Regions from separate parts of the Mus musculus genome. Here regions 2 and 3 are each linked to region 1. The links are chromatin contacts, found by POLR2A ChIA-PET in ENCODE. All regions are on one chromosome and are shown on one strand. Each heading gives the region's core, a stretch centred on a gene start or an enhancer-like site at or near the end of the contact. The rest is flanking DNA. Distances are from core to core; before and after follow the strand shown. Region 1 holds the start of Ccdc130 (coiled-coil domain containing 130). Region 2 holds the start of Rfx1 (regulatory factor X, 1 (influences HLA class II expression)). Region 3 holds the start of Dcaf15 (DDB1 and CUL4 associated factor 15).

Evidence for each region. ChIA-PET counts read pairs that join two places held with the same protein, here RNA polymerase II (POLR2A).
Region 2: POLR2A ChIA-PET joins it to region 1 with 18 read pairs in embryonic stem cell. The contact joins the promoter of Rfx1 here to the promoter of Ccdc130 in region 1. POLR2A ChIA-PET finds 5 or more read pairs at or near these places in 3 of 5 experiments (Patski and embryonic stem cell).
Region 3: POLR2A ChIA-PET joins it to region 1 with 14 read pairs in Patski. The contact joins the promoter of Dcaf15 here to the promoter of Ccdc130 in region 1. POLR2A ChIA-PET finds 5 or more read pairs at or near these places in 2 of 5 experiments (Patski and embryonic stem cell).

Annotation. Positions count from the first base shown.
Region 1 is chr8:84,269,059-84,271,691 of GRCm38, reverse strand. It overlaps Ccdc130 (coiled-coil domain containing 130), which reads left to right and starts at 1,290. Exons shown (of 10, transcript NM_026350.3): 1 at 1,290-1,350.
Region 2 is chr8:84,065,534-84,068,166 of GRCm38, reverse strand. Rfx1 (regulatory factor X, 1 (influences HLA class II expression)) reads right to left here and starts at 1,331. Exons shown (of 21, transcript NM_009055.4): 1 at 1,119-1,331.
Region 3 is chr8:84,103,469-84,106,101 of GRCm38, reverse strand. Dcaf15 (DDB1 and CUL4 associated factor 15) reads left to right here and starts at 1,305. Exons shown (of 13, transcript NM_001357322.1): 1 at 1,305-1,485. The coding sequence starts at 1,354.

The sequences.
Region 1 (2,633 bases), core at 41-2,540:
GTGGGCAAAAGAAAGGGCGCCAGCCAGAGGGGGAAGAGAAAGTCTTCTGGAAAGAGATTTCACCCAGTTCTAGGTTTTGCAGACCAACTTACAGGATGAGACTGAAGCCCAGACAATGGTGGGTCAATGGTGGGCGGGACCACACCTTGACCAAGACTGCTTAGATGTGAGATCCTTGTACCTTTAAACCATGATCTCACACCAGAACTTAAGAGTGTCCCTTCCCCGAATCGCTTTCTAAAGTGCCACCATTGAATAAACCTCTTTTTTTCTGCTTTCTACTTTTTTGGTGGGGGTGGGGGGGCAGATTTTTTTCGAGTCAGGGTTTCTCTCTGTAGCCCTGGCTGTCCTGGAACTCACTCTGTAGATTCAGAGATCCACCTGCCTCTGCCTCTCTAGTGCTGCGATTAAAGGCGTGTGCCACCGTCCCCCGGCTTTGCTTTGTACTTTTTGTTTTGGGTTTTTGTTTTGTTTTGTTTTTTGAGACAGGGTTTCTCTGTATAGCCCTGACTGTCCTGGAACTCACTTTGTAGATCAGGCTGGCCTCGAACTCAGAAATCCACCTGCCTCTGCCTCCCAAGTGCTGGGATTAAAGGCGTGAGCCACCACGTCCGGCATTGCTTTGTACTTTTAAGATTTATTTACCTGAACAGGTGTTTTGGCTGCATATATGTATGCACCACATACTTGCCCAGAGACCTACAAATATCCCTCTGACTCTACTTCCCTCAGTCGTGGCACACTAGCACTCACCCACACACATACATATGTATTTTTTTGAGACAGTGTACTCCTGACAGGCCTTTGATTATGTAGACTACCTGCCTCTGCCTCCAGAGTGTTGGGATTAAAGGTGTTGGCCACCACGTCTGGTCATAAACATAATTTTTTAAAATCCATAAATAAATAGCCTGGGCTGTATTGGTAATCCCACTACTTGGATATCACAAGGCGAGTCAGAAATTCAGAGTCATCTTCAGCAATATAATGAGATGCAGGGTCAAACTGGGATACAAGAAAACCGGTCTCAAACGTCAGTCAAATCAAAGCTTAAAAATGACGAATCAGCTCCTTCGAAAACGCAACCGCCAGGGAGGGCTGGGCGGTGCCAAAGTAGATCTTCCGGGAGGAAGCCATCTCCAATTGGACCACTCCCGGTGGGCGGGGCTTCTAACGGCTAGACAGGCCTGAATTGGTCAGTCTGCAATAGCCTCAGCCAATCAAGATGACGAAAGTGCCTCGCTCCAGCTTGCGCAGGCGCTTTTGGGCCGCAGAGGCGGGCGCTCTGCGGGTTCCTGGCTCCGGGTGTGCTTCCGGGCTGGTGGAGGCGTGACGTCAGGGAGAGGGCAGGTAGGTACGGGGTGAGGACCGGTCCGCGACGGCAACGGGGGTGGCAGGTCCTCAATCCCACCACTGCGTCCTGGCACGGGAGATGCTGTATCTGCGGACGCGAGCGGGTTCCCAGGGCCCAGCCTCCGTTTTAGGCCAATGGCACCTCTAGGCGTCTTCATGCTGAAGATGAGCCCTCCTAGCCTGAATTGAAACATAGTGCTTGGGAACAGTAGCTTGGGGGCCGGCAAGGTGGCTTAGCTGGTAGTGGCGCTTGTGGCCAAACCTGACAACATGAGAGTTCGACCCCTGAGCATGTTGAAAGAATCGATTCTTGTAGGCTGTTCTCTGATCTACATTCTCACTTCGTTGCACACTCTGCCAACACACGCAGAACAAATAAATGTAATTTGTAAGGGGCTGGCGAGGTGGCTCCGCGGTTAAGAACTTGACCTGCTCTCTAGCAGAGGACCAGGGTTCAGTTCCCAGAGCTCACAGCTGCCTGTATCTCCAGAGAATCCAACCCTCTACCCTTTCCGGTCACCTGAACTCACTTCTGCACACACATACACATAACAAAAATATTTTTTATAGTTGTTAGTAAGTAGGAGAAATTTGAAATTGTCACTTTTCTTTGTCCCATGCCTGTTCTTCTCAATACTTAACACCTGTCATGACTCCCAAAGGCAGTCTCAGCGGCTGAATCCTTTAGAAAACTTTTTTTTTTCCCCAAATGGAGAAACTGGGATCCAGGTAGCCCCTGGCCCAGAGTCAGGCAGCTAGGAAGCAGCAGAGAGGAGATTGATGCCCAAGCTGTGGTCTGCTGTGGCATTTGAGGTCAGGAATGACCCTTGGCACAGAAGAGCCCCTGTGCATCCACCTGAGCAGACTGGGTGTAATCTGGCTGTGATACTACCTGTGGTGATTAGCCATTTAAGACTTCAGAAGCTGAGGCTGGAAGATCTGGAGTACTAGGCCAGCCGGGATTACACAGAAAGGCATGTCTCCAAAACAAACATGTTCAACATTGTAAAGCAGACCCCAAGCACATAGCACTTCAAGCTGGGTGTCCACACTACCAGCCCATACACTTTTTCATTATAGCAAACCCCAGAGTCACTCCCGCTCCCATTTCCCTCTGTTTTTAATTTTTGTTTGTTTTGATTTTGCTTTTTGAGACAGGGTCTTCCTGTCTGGTTCTGGCTAGCTTGGAACTTGGCTTTGTGGACCATACTGGTCTCGAACTCAGTGTGTACCCTCCTGGTTCCACACACACACACACACCCCGAATGCTGGGATTAAAG
Region 2 (2,633 bases), core at 82-2,581, 200 kb after region 1:
CACACACACACACACACACACACACAACACACGAAGGTCCTGCACTAACAAATGTCTCTCCTTGCCTCTGATGCTATACCGGCTCCTGGCGCGTGGGACCTGTACCACCTTATGACATGTGACCCTCTTGATACTGGCCTGACTGACTGACTGGCCAAGAGATGTGGCTTGAGGAATCTAAGACAGCTCCACTGGCTTGCTGTTTCCACAGGTGACCACCTTAATAGCTACGGAGAAACCCCCAATCACCAGAAACAAGTGCCCGATACCGGCACCAACCTAGGGATGAGACAGCACACCAGAGAACAATTTGGGATCCTCTACATCTCTGGCCAAAGATCACATCTCTCCAGGAGGAGATTCAACTTCTGACAACTAAATCCCCCAAATTAAAGCCAATCTTATTGAAACTTGGCCATCTCTTCACATCCTCTGGGGTTTAAGAGTGAGGGTCACTTTGCAATCAACACAAACAAGTTATCAAGTCTCATTGATAAACAGTAGACCGGTGTGGTGTAAGATTCAAGGGTGAACCCTAGGGAAATTCTTTGGAGGAATTTTAGAGTTAACTATACAGAAGGAGATGGCCACAATTCTTCCCATTTTATAGAAAGAAAAACAAAGGTCCGAGATGGAATAGTTGCACATCCGGGTTCTAATTCTCAGGCAGGTATGCACCCCAAGCTGCTGCTCCTCATCCGGAACACCCGGACAGTCCCAGTGTCGGCGGCCGCACCCGACTCTGAGGGCGGAGAAACGCCAGGCCCCGCCCACCTCCCAGTCTCGCCCCGCCTCCGCGCGCTGTCATTGGTCCAGCCTCCGCAGACCCGCCTCCCCGCACCTCCCGACACATAAAAGCGCCCCCCGCCCCAGCCGCCCGACCTCCACTCGCCCGCGGCCTGCGAGCACCCGCCCCTCGCGGGGGCCGGGCTGCGGGTCCGGGGGCGGGTGGTGTCGCCCCGGCCGAACCCCGGCCCCCTCCCCCACAGTCCCGACACTCGCCGCCGCCATTTTGACCGCCCGCCCCTTCCCTCAGGACTGTACTCAAGCGACAGGCGCTGCGCGGGCCCGGCCGCCCGCCCCGGCGCGCCCAGCTTGCCGGGCGCTGCCCCGGTTACCTCGGCTTCTCCGCACTTGTGTCCGCGGAAGGCTTTGAGGAGGTGCGTGGGCGCTGTGCAGAGGGGACCGAGCGCGCCGGGGTCCCCAGGCCGGGCCGGGGGCGTGGGGGTGGGGGGCGGCCGCAGTTGTTGTTGTTGACTGGCGTTGCTGGGTTGCTTGGTCGCCACGACTACCGTGGCTATGGCGCCTCCGTTTCCCTCACCGGGGCAACTGTTGCTACCCACCCTACTACGTCACACGCCAGGGCGGACCTCCAGGGCAGCGATTGGACGGCGCTGGGCGCTTCCAGCATGCTATTGGCTACCATCCACGCTTTTCAGTACCCTCTCGACTTCACCGAGCTCCGATTCCTCAGTTCGGACGTCCGTCAGAGAAAGCTAAACCCTAAAAGGCAAGCGAAGCCCGTCACTCGCGCGAGGAAGCAGCCCTGAGAATTACAAGGGGGTGGGATGCCGCTCCAAAGTCGGCTCTCTGGTTGGACTAACGAGAGATCAATCTCGTCCAAAAGTTTGTCGCGCTCTCTTGCACAGGTCCACGGGGCGTCGGGAGTTGTAGTTCGGTCCTACGTACCGATGAAAACCTCAAGACTTCCTCCTTGCTGGGCCACTCTCTTGCCTCTGGCGCTCATGTCCCCCAAGGAACGCAGCGACTCTGTGCTGCCCTTCTGTGACGTCAGCGGCGGAGGCCGAACTCGGAATTCGTTGACTTCACAGGCGCGTTCTCTTGGTCCAAGAGGGTTGAGAGAAATCGGCTGGTACGATTCTAGTCGGAGCCCCGGAAAGGTCACAGCCTGGCCGCGCCGCTATCTCGGCCACTCAGGCAGTGAAAAGGTCTCTGGCCAGCAGACATTTAATGAGAAGACGATAAGCAAAGGTCAGCGGCGTTTATCCCCAGTGCTCCCCGCCGCTCCGGGCCTCAGTTTCCCCAAGAGATAGGTCAGTTGCAGCCGGAGAAGGTGAAACAGAAATAGCTCCGAAGGGAGTGAGTGCTTCGAGCTCAGAAATTAATCATCAAGATAATATTCTAAAGCAGTTTTTTAAAATATCAATTAATGGGAAAAAGAAGACGCACGGAGAACCAAATGTCAAACAAATGCAGTCATTCTGCTGGCACCTAGGTTAGGGGAAAGTGGCTCTGTGTTCAAATATTTTTGTTTATTGAGTCAGGATTCTTTTCTAAATGAGATTCTAACTGCTTTTTCCACTAGGGAATATAAATAACTGTGAGAGAGATGATGAATATGTTAATTAGTTCCTTTATAGTAACCACTTTCGCTTTACCAATTGATTAATAGCCTATTGTCTACTTAAAAAATGTACAAAAATGTCCAAGATGGGTAGAGTGGCCATGTAGACACAGCTGCTTTGCAGGCTGAGGCAGATAGATTGCTTAGAACTGAGCTATAGAGCAAGTCCCAGCTCAAAACGATGTTTTTTGTTTTTTGGGTTTTTTTTTTTTTTGGTTTTGTTTTTTGGGTTTTTTTGAGACAAAGTTTTAGAGGCAGGGCTGGCTCC
Region 3 (2,633 bases), core at 56-2,555, 170 kb after region 1:
TGCTCTTCCTTTCCCTCCTGCTCTGGGTCCACTAGTCTATGATTCAGCTGAGGCTGGGTCTGCACATGCATGGTCATATTTTCTCCTCATGCTGGGGGGAGGGGGGCTGCTAGTGAGCCCTCCAGTCTTTGCATAAAGAAGAGATCACCTAGTAAGTCTCTCAGCAGTGTCCCCATCACTAATCCATACATCATGGCAGGTTAGTCTTGAACCTCTCCAGAAACCTTTGTCTTTGCTGGAATATTCCTCCTCCCCCGCTTCACAAAGCTACTTTGCATCCAACTGCCTTTCTACCCATACCTGGAATTCAAGGACAGGTACTCATTTCCTTGTTTATGACCTGTCCTGTTAGCTGGGTTCTCAATAAACCGAATGTGGCTGTAAAAAGAGCAGCCAGCAGTCTGGGTACACAAGTGCCATGTCTTCAGGGGAGTTCACTTTATGCCTGTTCCACGTGTAAAATAAAGGACCATTGCAGAGATTGAGTGAATGTAGGCAAAACTGGTGCATGAAGCTGTCATGTCCCGTAATATTTATTACCATTATTAATTAGTATGATAGGCTTAACAGGCCTTCCACAGGAGGTGCAAACTCAGAACCACGCCTGACCCATGGAAATTAATTTTTTTAAAAACAGCATGATATCTGTCTGATGCTATCATCGTCATCGTCGTCCGGAAGATGCTTTGTTTTGTTTCTTTGTTTGTTTTTCTGAGACAAGAGTCTCTCTGTGTAGCCCTGGCTATCCTAGAACTCACTCAGGCTGGCCTCAAACTCAAAGAGATCCACTTGCCTCTGCCTCGTAAGTGCTGGAAAGGCGTGAACCATCACGCCCGGCCTGGAAGATGTTTTAAAACGAGCCATTTTTTTCCCCACCGCCTTTTCCTGGTCTCCTCCCTAGCTGCCCAGGGATGCTCCTCAGGCCTCGGCCCTCCCAGCCTGAGCCAGAGCCAGGGCTGGAGATTCTGGCCCTTATGGACCACAGGTTCCCATAGCCCCGCCCACAGGCCGCTGGACGGCCAGTGGTTTCCACGGAAACCCACTCAGGGGCGTGACAATGTCAAGCCTGACAGAAATCTTCGCCTATTCAGTTGAAGTTTTTTGGCCGAGGAGCGCCAAAGTGGTTTCTGAGTGGTTTATCTTTAATGAAGGGCGGGAATAAGGCGGGAGCTGTTACCATCTTTACCAACCAAAAACCAAGATAGCTTTGATGGACAAGCGTAGCGGGAAGCGACAAGGAATGCCGGCTGTCACCCAACCGGCCGGCCGCAGTAAGGAGAAAAGGCCAATCAGAAAGTGCCAGGGGCGGGGCTAAGGGACCGGTTGCTCCGGAAGTGGAGGGAGGGGGTGAAAATGGCGCCCAGCTCGAAATCGGAGCGGAACAGCGGGGCCGGGAGCGCCGGCGGAGGCCCTGGGGGGACCGGGGGGAAGCGGGCGGTGGGGCGGCGGCGGGAACACGTTCTCAAGCAGCTGGAGCGAGTCAAGGTGAGGCCTGGCGTCTGAGGCGAGCGCGCCCGGTTGTGAGGAGGAGGGGACGCGGGAGGCGGCGGAGGGAGGGCGGCGCGGCGAGGTGGGGGGCGGGGCCGGGAGGGGGCTGGGCGGGCCGGGCGGTGGGGATGGGGATGGGTTTGGCGGTGTGGAGGCTGGTGCTGAGGCGCGGGCTGGGCTGGCGAAGGTTGGTGACTTGTGTGCAGCCAGTGAGGCGGGTCACCTGCAGGGGGCCTTGAATGAAGGCTGCTAGGCGAGATCAGTGAAGAAGGAAGGGGCTTGGGTGGCGGAGGCCGGGGAGAATCATGGAGGAAAGACCGGGGATGGAGGCTGATGGGCGGGTTACTGTAGAAGCTGTCCGAGGAATCTGGAGGAAGGGGAGACCTTGGTTTAGACCGATTTTTCAAAGCACTGCCCCTTGTTGGAGCTACCCCCCCAAACCCCTGAAGAGCCCCTGCTACCGACAATGGGCAGCCTCTGTTGGATGCTCCCTGTCTGTCCAAGCTCTGACCATCTCTATATCTAGTGCTTGTACCTAGGTCTGCCTCACTCATTGAATGGAGGAATGTTTCCAGAGTAGGGCCAGGTCTTCTCAAAGTGGAAGCCACTTAGGGCTCTGTCTCCCTTGTCAGAGGACACCTGAAAGGACAGGGATGTGAATAATGTTAGGTGGGCAGCTGTGGAGCAAGATTGTCTATGTGCACAGGAAGTTGGGAACTGGGTAAGGGCGAACTGTGCTTTTTCCTGGTGCTCCCTAAGCAAGGCTGTGGCTCTGCCCTTAGCCTAGACACTCCCTGGGCAAGGGTTATATCCTCTCAGGAAGGCTTGTCTGACAAAGCCATTCCCTTCATGGGTCGAGATGAACTAGGGGCAAGGTGCCAGGCCTTCTTTCCCACTAGATGGCTATCTTTTGAAGGCGGGCCAGAATAGCTCCCCAGTGGTCAGCTTTATGCCTGTTTCCTCAGATCCTTCCTTGGTGATGTTTTAGGGTGTGACAGTTGATTGGCAGTTAATTAAGAAAGGGGTTTTCTTAATAATGGATTGGAGCATTGGGAATACTGGGAGCTTTTGGTTCGGAGGCTCTATAGGTATAGGCTCTTGCCACCAAACCTAATAATGTGTGAGATCCCCAGGAGCCACGCAGT